Regions from separate parts of the Homo sapiens genome. Here region 1 is linked to region 2. A link is an interaction called in ENCODE POLR2A ChIA-PET data of the cell type or tissue named here. Cell type or tissue: A673. All regions are shown on one strand. Links, peaks and the distances in the headings refer to the core of each region. The heading gives the core; the rest is flanking DNA. Region 1 overlaps INPP4A (inositol polyphosphate-4-phosphatase type I A). Region 2 holds the start of LOC124906050 (a long non-coding RNA gene).

The links. ChIA-PET counts read pairs that join two places held together with the same protein. Peaks named below come from ENCODE experiments on the same cell type or tissue, not always from the same donor. Only the 100,000 strongest peaks of a DNase experiment are listed, where the experiment ranks them.
Region 1: POLR2A ChIA-PET joins it to region 2 with 10 read pairs; 3 of 35 experiments call an interaction of 5 or more read pairs at or near these places.

Annotation. Positions count from the first base shown.
Region 1 is chr2:98,453,772-98,459,152 of GRCh38, reverse strand. The region is part of intron 1 of INPP4A (inositol polyphosphate-4-phosphatase type I A); the gene reads right to left. Among named protein-coding and RNA genes, the nearest start is that of INPP4A, 12 kb to the right of the region's middle. RefSeq lists an enhancer at 3,360-3,409. In A673, for the core only: no CTCF peak of the experiment used is centred there; no DNase peak of the experiment used is centred there.
Region 2 is chr2:98,692,348-98,697,728 of GRCh38, reverse strand. All of the region lies in intron 2 of MGAT4A (alpha-1,3-mannosyl-glycoprotein 4-beta-N-acetylglucosaminyltransferase A), which reads left to right. It overlaps LOC124906050 (a long non-coding RNA gene), which reads right to left and starts at 1,844. Exons shown (of 3, transcript XR_007087149.1): 1 at 1-1,844. It also overlaps the pseudogene YWHAQP5. In A673, for the core only: no CTCF peak of the experiment used is centred there; no DNase peak of the experiment used is centred there.

The DNA of each region.
Region 1 (5,381 bases), core at 144-5,143, 240 kb after region 2:
CTGAACTATCCATCTTGTCTCATGAGTGAGCGGCATTTCCGAAGGACAAAGCTCTGCCTGAGCACTATGCAATCCTGACTTGGTGTCATATTCTGTGCTCCATGAATGCTCCAATCACACTGGTGGCAAATGTGGTAAAAGTCAGTCAAAATCAAGCACTTCGGGTGCCTTTGGGCGTGTGGTGGCTACCATCCTGACGGGTGTTAGCGGGCCACAAAGAGTGTGCTGAGAGCCACCTTCCACAGTCAGCCATGCTTTGAGAACTTCGCCTCCGCTGTACTTCTCTCCCTGCCATGATCCGCCGATGCTGCCTACCCGCTTAAGGTCTGGAGATGCAATGTGGAAATCAGAGCCACATCCCCCCTGGCCATGCCTCACTCTCTGCATACATGCTGCATACTTAGGGGTCCCAACACCTTTTGTTTCTCCTGGAAAAAAAATGTGCAGCATCCCATTCATTGGGCCAGAGTCTCACCCAGGATACCAGCAGAATGGGAAAGCAAGCCCCAAAAAACACACAGAACAGCACAGCCATGAAGGGGCAGGAAGGCATTTCTATGAAGTTCGGTGGTCAGCTCCCTCAAGTAAAATACTCCACTCTCAAAGAGGAAAAAAAATCTGAATGTTTTTATGGAGAAAGAACTGGCTAGCAAAACAATCTGGAAGATAATCACTAGGCTCAGGCATCACAGGCAGCAATGATTCATCTTGGGTACCAGGAAACGTGTTGTGTTCAGTTGCTGCCTATCCGTAGCCACTCCCAGGGTAGAGAAGGTGAGAAAGGGCTATTTGATGATTTTTTTTTTCTGAGGCAGAGGCAAGCCCCTGTCACCAAGACTGGAGTGCAGCGGTACAATCATAGCTCACTGCAACTTTGAACTCCTGGGCTGAAGCTATCCTCCTGCCTCAGCCTCCTGAGCAGCTGGGACTACAGATGTGTGTGCACCACCATGCCCAGCTAATTTTTTAATTTTTAGTAAAGATGAAGTTTCACTATTTTGCCCAGGCTCAAGCCTTGTTTAAACGTTAAGTTAGGCAGGGTGTGATGGCTCATGCTTGCAATCCAAGCACTTTCGGAGGTTAAGGCAGGAGGATCATTTGAGGCCAGGAGTTCCAGACCAGCCTGGGCAACATAACAAGACCTCATTTAAACAAAAAAAAAAAAAAAAAAAAATTTTTGTTTAATTAGCTGGGCACAGTGGCATATGCCTGTAGTCCTTGCTAATTGGGAGGCTGAGGTGGGAGAACTGCTTGAGCCCTAGAGTTTGAGGCTGCAGCGAGCTATGGCTGTCTACTACACTATAGCCTGGGCAACAGAGCGAGACCCCGTCTCTAAAATAAAATAAAACAAAAATAAGAGTTTCTCCCTAATATAGTCAACATCTACATAATCAGAAAAAGCTAGCCAATCCTATTTCTAGGCCTGCCTAAGTAGCAAGCTCAAACAGCTTTAATAAACCAAACTCCTGTTTATTGTCTCAAATGTTTAATTTGCAGACAAATCTACGTTCTGAGGTAAAAATAGCAACTGTTTGTATTCATTACAGTAGTCAATTAAGTTAGGTTCACAGTCTACGTCACAGGCTGCTAGTTCCCATGACAAACACTGGTACAATCCTAATAGTTTACAAAACAGCCAACCTATGATATGAAACACTGATCAAATCCTGGGATGACCAGTTCCCAAAGAATGACACAGCAGTTACTGCCCTGGAATTTAGTCATAGCTCATGTAATCCTGTTTTTGTTTGTTTGTTTGAGACAGGCTGGTCTCACTATACCGACCAGGCTGGTATCAAACTCCTGGGCTCATGCAATCCTCCTGCCTCGGTCTCCCAAGTAGCTAGAGAATACAGCCTCACCAGGTGCATGCCACTAAGCTAACCCAGCTAGATCTAATCCTATTTTAAATGAGTTACATCCACTACTGCTTAAAACTCTCTTTGCTCCAGAGGGGCTGAGGCAGGGTGGCCAGTGCCCTGAGTGTCTGGGCTGGGACATACCCAGGGACAAGGCCCAACAGTCAAATCCCCAATGAGAAAGGCCAATGTTGTCCCACAGGAGAAACTGAATGAGATTAACTTTAAAACCTGAATGCTCCTTACCATGCAAGTTGGTACAAAGTTGTTTCCAGTGACACTGCTGGAAATAAAAACCCACCCACTCACCATTTGTGAAGTGGCCCCTCACCACTTCACAACCCATCCACTGGCTTTCTTCTCTCTTTGACAAAAGATATTAATATCTAGCTTGGTAAAGACATTAGACTAATTAAAGAATAATTAAATAATCAACTCAAAACACAAAGATCTTCCTCCCTCCAATGGAGTTATTTAACACACCATACAGTTCAAAGGCACCTACAATAATAGTCACAAAACACGTGTTTTGGGCAATCGATGGTTGAACACTATTTGTAAGACTGTTTGCACTATCAAGTAAGACAAGCTCCTGTTCTCATGGTCTCTGCAGTGTTTCCAGAAGAAAGGGGTGAGAATGAAAAACGTAAAAGTAGCTGGGTACAGTGGCTCATGCCCTGTAATCCCAGCAATTTGGGAGGCTGAGGCAGGAGGATTGCTTGATGCCCGGAGTTCAAGACCAGCCTGAGCAACACAACAAGACCCAGTCTCTAGAAAAAATTAAAATTAAAAATTAGCCAAGTGTGGTGGCACACGCATGCAGTCATTGCTACTTGGGAGGCTGAGGCAGGAGGATGCTTGAGCCCAGGAGGTCAAGGCTACAGTGAGCTATGATCACACCACTGCACTCCAGCCTGGGCAACACAGCAAGACTCTGTCTCTAAAAATAAATAAATAAAAAATGTAAAAGCTTTTAGCAATGGCAACCTCCCTGTAACGTGTTCAGAGCACCTTCTACAACTTATATAGTTGTATCCATTTGACATTTGAAGCCCTTTTTTTCTTTTTAATCATTTTCTGCTTTAACTGGTAATTTCAAGTCCATGTATCCTTTTTGAAACAAGTCAGGAATGGCTAACAGGAAAGAAAGCTGCCAGAAAGAGAAAGACAGTCCAGACCTGAACCAGAAGATAAGTGTGCATAAAGTATGCTGGAGTCAAGTGGTCTCCATCAGTCAATGGGAAAATGACAAGGGCTGGACTTACAAAAATGCTGTAGTTGTACTGGGGGACTGTCTGCAAAGGGCCTCAGAAGGAGTGATGGAGAGAGGCTGGAAAAGCCAAGGAAAGGCACGGGACGCTCTAGCTGGACCAGGAAGAATGTGGTCTGTGTGACACACAGGCAGCTTCCCTCTCCACTGACATATCCTTGGTACTCCAGGGTCTCTGACACTATGTTTCTTCTTCTCTAGAAAGCTACTGCTGAATCACTGCAGAGGGGAGAGAAAGTGAAAGAATAAAAAGGCAGTATTTCCAAGGCAACAGACCAAAGAACAACTTCCCTAAATAGACACTTGTATGTGTGTGTGTGTCTTAGTCCAATGCCAACTAAATCAAGAACATACCACACTTCACCCATGTAGCCCCTGGGCACTATCACCACTCCATTCCACTGTCAGGGAGGATTCGACGGGGGAGGAACAAAGGAAATCACCTTCACTAGATGAACAAGAAAGGAGGAGGGTGAGATTCAGGCATGACTTCACCAAGTCACTGGCAAGTTGGGGACAAACCACAAATGAGACTGCTAGCGCTTCCCTTCTACCTGAGGTGGGCACAGTCTACCAGCAAGGTGTCGTCCCTAAGGCCAATCCATTTACTCACTCCCCTCTTCCAAACCATAGGAATGACAATATTTGGAAGATTCTGGGGTATCTTTTTTTTTTCTTTTTTTGTAGAGACAGGGTCTCACTCTGTCACCCAGGTTGGAGTGCACTGGTGCGATCATAGCTCACTGCAGCCTCGACCTCCTGGATTCAAGTGATCCTCCCGCCTCAGCCTCCCAAGAAGCTGGGAATATAGGTGTGCACTACTATACCTGGCTAATTTTTTAATTTTTAGTAGAGACAAGGTCTTGCTTTGTTGCTCAGGCCGGTCTGAACTCCTGGGCTCAAGAGATCCTCCTGCCTTGGCCTCCCAAAGTGCTGGGATCACTGGCCTGAGTCACCTTACTCAGCCTATCCTGACATTTCTTGGCACCTAGCCCTATTTTAAAACATTGGGTTCTGTCAAACATACCACTGTATTGCCATTTGAGTATCACCCAATTATGTAATGTGATCATTTAACATTTGTATACACAGAGCACGAAGAATGAATAAGAAATGTGAAAATACTCAACATTTCAGCTCATACAATCCTTAGTCCTTCCATTCTTTAAAAAAACAGTGTCAGTAAAAGGCTCAGTTGGGTCAGTGACCAGCTGACTAAGAGTTTACAGAGTGCAAGCCCTCCACTTCCTCCTCCCACCCCCCGCCCACATCCTTCTCCTCTCAACTTCGCTGGATGTCCCTGCCTCTCAGCACCTCCCTCTTCTGTGATATTTCCCCTGGAAGGTACCCTGAGCAGGAGTCAACAATAGGGTGTACTCCAGCCCTTTGAGCACATGTGAAAAATAAGAGTACTGTGGGGAAAACAGTTACCAAGACTGTCAAGTGGAGCAGGGGTCGAAACATTCATGTTTGCACCGGTCCAGTGCACTGCAGTTCACAGCCCTCTCCTATGTATATTATCAATCCCCACCACCCTCCTGTGAGCCTAGCACCTTCCCCATTTTACAGATGAGAAAGCTGACTTGGGTTCACATCCAGCACTACAATCCAACTTGCCCCTACCCCCAAAAAACAAACACAGACATGCCAAAGCCACTACTACATAAGCTTTGTGATACAAACCAGACTAGCGCCTGCATTAAATAATGGGGATCATAGCTGACTCTAAGCCAGCCTTGGGAACTGTCCTGACAGTGTTAAGGCACAGAGGATTCCAGCGGGGAGTCAAAAGCAGCAATGCTTTCACTGGGGCCAGCCCCAAACAAGGAGACTCTCTCTCTCTCTCTTATGTAGAAATATGCTGATCCACCTGTTAGGTAAAGGACCCATCTGGCATCCAGAGTTAAATTTTTTTTTGAGAGGGAGTTTTGCCCTGTCACCCAGGCTGGAGTGCAGTGATGTGATCTCGGCTCACTGCAACCTCCACCTCCTGGGTTCAAGCGATTCTCCTGCCTCAGCCTCCCAAGTAGCTGGGATTACAGGTGTGCACCACCACACCCAGCTAATTTTTGTATTTTTAGTAGAGACGGGTTTTCACTACGTTGGCCAGGATGGTCTTGAACCCCCGACCTCAGGTGATCAACACACTGCCTGCCACTGTCTCTCCTGTCTGTCAGTGTGGCTGTGCAGAGGACTCCTCATCAGGAGGATTTGGCTCAGATGGCTTACTACCACGAACAATACGCCAGAGC
Region 2 (5,381 bases), core at 319-5,318:
GCCCTTAATAATAATTATTTGTTCGTTGGTTCTTTTCTGCTTTGCTTTTTCAAAAACCTATTTAAAAATAATTGTAGAACTAAAGGAAGCTGCAAAGACAGAGAGATACAGTGCAAACTTCACCCATCTTTCCCTGACAGTTACTTCTTGGGATAACTTATGTGTATATAATGTACAATATCAAAATCAGGAAATTGACATTGGTATTATGAGTGTGGATAGTTCTGTGTCCTTTTATCATGTCTAGATTCTTGTAACCACCACTATAGAACAATTCTATCACCACAAAGATCTCCCCTGTGGTGTCGATAGTCACACCAACCCCTGCATCCCCCATCATCCCTAACCCCTGGGAACCTAGTCTATTATCCTTCACTATAACTTTGTCATTTTGGAAATGTTATTATAAATGGAGTCATACAGTGTGTGAGAGATTGGAATTTTTTATTCTGCGTGACGCCCATGAGGCCTATCCAAGTTGCTGGGTGTTTGAGTAGTTTGCTTTGTTACCTTGCTGAGGAGGATTCCATGGCATGGGTGCCAACCTTTTATATGGCATTTAATGGGATCATCTTCTAAAATCTAGTCTCTCTTTTAATTGGTGTATTTAGACTATTTATATTACTTTTAGTTTTAAAATGTCCACTTTATTCCATGTAACACTTCACCAGAGATCATTTACATCTGAGGAAGAGATGGCCCATGAAATTGATCTATAGTAAAATACTCTAAGAAATGCAGTCCAATTCTGTACATTTCCAGGCACCCCTAAAAAAGTGGATCACAATGCAGAAATATAGGCATTGTTACTACAATTTACATAAGATAAAAGGGAGATATCAATAAACCTTAGAAAGTAATAAATTCACCCGTTTCTTAATGTATGGGTATGCAGTTGTTACAAAGCCATAGTAAATGGTTTATAAAATGAGATTTTATTTTGTGTTCCTCTGCTGTTTCATAGGGGATAGCATTTTTACAAGGCTCTTTTGGGACTACAGCCAGTGATTAGCAGCACATAACAGTGGTCCACCCCTAAAGAACAATCACTAGACAGGCTGGATACCCTCTGTCACATGTGCACAAATCTGCATGGAAAAGGACTAAACTTTTAGACTTGGACTTGGGTACTTATTTCCCCTTTCTAGTGTATTAAGAGATGACATGCGCTTTAATTTGCCAAAAGCAATGCTTGTATTCTGGCAGCAACATGCTACTTCTATTACATAGTAAAGTGAATACCAGAACTGCAAAGGCAGGAGGTGTAAGTGAATTTGTATTGGGAAGAGACGTCAACTTAGACAGCAGCAAATGAAGAGTGAATAGGAAAACTGCCTGTTGCCACAGACGTACATGACCTCTACAATATGTGATATAAGAGGCATTTCAAATTTATGGCCTCCAGCCCAGAGATGGCAAGTGCTTTTCCATTCAGTCTAATACTTCTGCGTTCCTACTAAAAAGGAATATATTAAGAGCATAGAAAAGTTCCTTACTGAAAGGAAATCTCAAAGAGCAAGGGAGGGAATGTAGAAATTAGGAAGTTGGCTGGGTGTGGTGGCTCCTGTCTGTAATTCCAGCACTTTGGTAGGCTGAGTTGTGCAGATCACCTGAGGTCAGGAGTTCGAGACCAGCTTGGGCAACAAAGTGAGACCCCCATCTCTACAAAAAATAGAAAAATTAGGCAGGCATGGTGGTGCATGCCTGTAATCCCAGCTACTTGGGAGGCTGAGGTGGGAGGAGAATCTCTTGAGCCTGGGAGGCGGAGGTTGCAGTGAGCTGAGATTGTGCCACTGGACTCCAGCCTGGGCAACAGAGCCAGATCCTGTCTCAAAAAAAAAAAAAAAAAAGAAGTTCTGTGGAACACTCTTTAAATTGTAATTAACTACATTTTCATATATTTACAGTAATACAAAACACAGTCACTTGCAGACCTGGTTAAGATTAAATACCAGATACAAATATGTCCTCTACATAAGTTTTTTCAAGTTACTTTTGTTTATATGGAATGAAACTGTTAATACTTTTCTACAGCAGTAACTGCACACCAGGAAGGCCAAGACAAACACAAATCAGGGAATCAGGTTTTCTCAAAGCTGCAGTGTGGAAATACTATAAACAGTTGGTTCCATACACATAAATAGGTTTCTTTGCTACAGGAAATCCAAGTGGAATAAGGAATGGACATGGTAAAAAGGTTTCTTGAAGGGAAGAAGGATAACACCCTGCATGCATTTAGTGTTCAGCCCCTTCTGCTGCATTGCGTTCTTTTCCTGCACTGTGTGATGTCCACAGTGTTATTAGGTTGTCTCTCAGCAACTGCATGATGAGGGGGCTGTCTGAGTCTTCAGTGTATCAGGTTCTGCAGTGGCTTCATCAAAGGCTGTTTTAGGGCTGGGTGCGGTGGCTCAGGCCTGTAATCCCAGCACTTTGGGAGGCAAAGGCGGGTGGATCACTTGAGGCCAGGATTTAGAGACCAGGCAGGCCAGCATGGTGAAACCTCGTCTCTACTAAAAATACAAAAAATTAGCCTGGCATGATGGTGAGCACATGTAGTCCAGCTACGCGGGAGGCTGAGGCACAAGAATCACTTGAACCCAGGAGGCGGAGGTTGCAGTGAGCTGAGATTGCACTACAGCACTCCAGCCTAGGAGACAGAGCAAGACTCTGTCTCAAAAAAAAAAAAAAAAAAAAAAGCCATTTTAGCCAGTGGGCAGGTGAGCTCAGGGTTGTTAAGGATCTCACAGTAAAATATAGAAAAGTTAAGAGCCAGCCCCAGGCAGATCGGAAGGGGGGGGTTGCATCTCTCTCTTGCTTATCAAATTGTCAAATGTGTCTTGGTAAGCTCCTGGGAATTATCTACCATCTGTGTTTTTTGTTTGTTTGTTTTGTTTTGTTTTTATTTTGAGATGGAGTCTCGCTCTGTCACCCAGGCTGGAGTACAGTGGTGCTATCTCAGCTCACTCAACCTCCGCCTTCTGGGTTCAAGTGATTCTCCTACCTTAGCCTCCTGAGTAGCTGGGATTACAGGTATGCACCACCACACCCAGCTAATTTTTGTATTTTTGGTAGATGTGGGGTTTTGCCATGTTGGCCAGGCTGGCCTCGAACTCCTGACCTCAGGTGATTCACCCACCTCGGCCTCCCAAAGTGCTAGGATTATAGGCATGAGCCACTGTACCTGACCTACCTTCTGTTTTTGATCATTACCACATGCAACTTCAGCAAGATACTGGAAGTAATCCCCCTTTACTTTCAGATAGAAGACGGTTCTCTCTGGATTAGTTGCATTGGCTATTGAATATAATACTTATCCCAAAATTCCAAGACCATGGTGTATCCAAAAATTCCAAGACCATGGGACAGGTGGATCTCAGCTCAGACTCCACTTTCTCCCTATGGTACTTAATCAGTAGCAGCTTCATGTCGGAGGTGTCAGTTTCCTGCTCAGTGCCCAAAATGTCCTTCCAGGTGGACCTGTAGTCCCTGACCCCATACTTGTAGGCCACTGAGAGCAGATTGCGCTCCTTGCTGGACAGCTGGGTGCCCCACTTGGTCATGGCCTTCGTGTAGGTGGCCATGTTGTCACAGTGCTTAGCCTGCTGGGCCAGCTCTGCCTTCACCATGGTGGGTGGGTGGCTGGGGCTGGGGCTGGGGCCAGGCTGGAGCTGGGGCTAGGGTGGAGGATGAATCGAGAGAACAAGAGCTCTAGACCATTTACATTTAATGTGATTATTGTTACGTTAGGCTTAATCAAGTCTACCATTTTATTTTTCTTTGTAGTTTGTTCCTTCAGTGTTTTAATTTTTTTTCCTGACTTCTTGTGTGTTCCTGAAACAGTTTTCAAAATTCCATTTTGATGCATCTGTAGTGTTTTTGAGTGTATTCCTTTGTATAGATATTTGAGTGGTTGCTCTAGGTATTTCAGTGTACATATATAACTTACCGTGGTCTACAGGGGTTGACGTTTTATCAGTTTGAGTGAAGTATGAAACTATTTCCTTTAAAGTCCTTTGCCCTCCCCAGTTGATCTTTTTTTTTTTTTTTTTGAGAGAAGCTCTCACTCTGTCACAGCTCACTACAGCCTTAACCTCTAAGGCTCAAGCAATTTTCCCACCTGAGCCCCCGCAAGTATGTGGGACCACAGATGCGTGCAACCACACCCAGCTAATTCTTTAATTTGTCTATAGAAATGGGGTCTCGCTTTGTTGCCTAGCCTGTTTATAATTGTTTTAAATATTTCTTTTACATTGAGAACCACATCAGACAATGTTACCTTTTTGCCTCAACCATCAAACATAATTTAGAAAACTCGAGAAAAGGAATGTCTCCTTGCATTTTTTTCTCTTTTTCAGTTTTTCCCTTTTGATGTTGCAAGATTCCTTCCTTTATCATTTCCTTTCTTTTTTAAGAACTTCCTTTAGCCATTCTTTTCAGATAGGTTTGCTGATGGCAAATTCCATCAGTTTTCTTTTTTATAAGAATATCTTGATTTTCCCTTTATTCCTTACAGATAGTTTTGCCAGAGATGGTATTTGAGATTGACAGTTCTTTTTCTTTTCTTTTAGTGCTTAAAAAATGTGCCATTTCCTTCTGATCTCCATGGTTTCTGATGAGAAATTTGCTGTAATTCAAAATCTTTTCCCCAGTAGGTCATGTGTGTTTTCCCTCTGGTTGATTTCAAGATTTCTTCTTTGTCTCTAGTTTTCTAACGTTCAATTGTGGTGTTTCTTTTCATGGGTTTCTTCAGGTTTATCCTGTTTGGGTTTTGCTCAGCTTCTTGAATCTTTATGTAGGTTTATGTGTTTTACCAAATTTGGGAAATTCTAGCTATTATTTCTCCAAGTACAGTCATGTGTCACTAAATGATGGGGATGTGTTCTGAGAAATGCATCGTTAGGTGGTTTTGTTGTGTGAACATCATAGGGTATACTTACACAAACCTAGATGGTACAGCCCACTACACACCTACGTACTGCTCCTAGGCTACAAACCTATATAGCATGTTACTGTACTGAATTCCATAGGCAATTATAACACAATGGTAAGTATTTGTGTATCTAAATATATTTAAACATAGAAAAGATAAAGTAAAAATACCGTATAAAAGGCGAAACAGTATACCTGTAGAGAGCACTTACCATGAATGGAGCTTGCAGGAGTAGAAGTTGCTCTGGATGAGTCAGTGAGTGAGTGGGGAGTGAATGTGAAGGTCTAAGACATTACTGTACACCACTGTAGACTGCCATAGCCTTCACAAATACTGAACTAAGGATATACTCAGTTTATAAAAATATTATTCTTTCTTCAAAAATAAATTAACCTGGCTAGGGGTAGTGGCTCACATATGGAATCCTAGCACTTTGGGAGGCTGAGGCGGG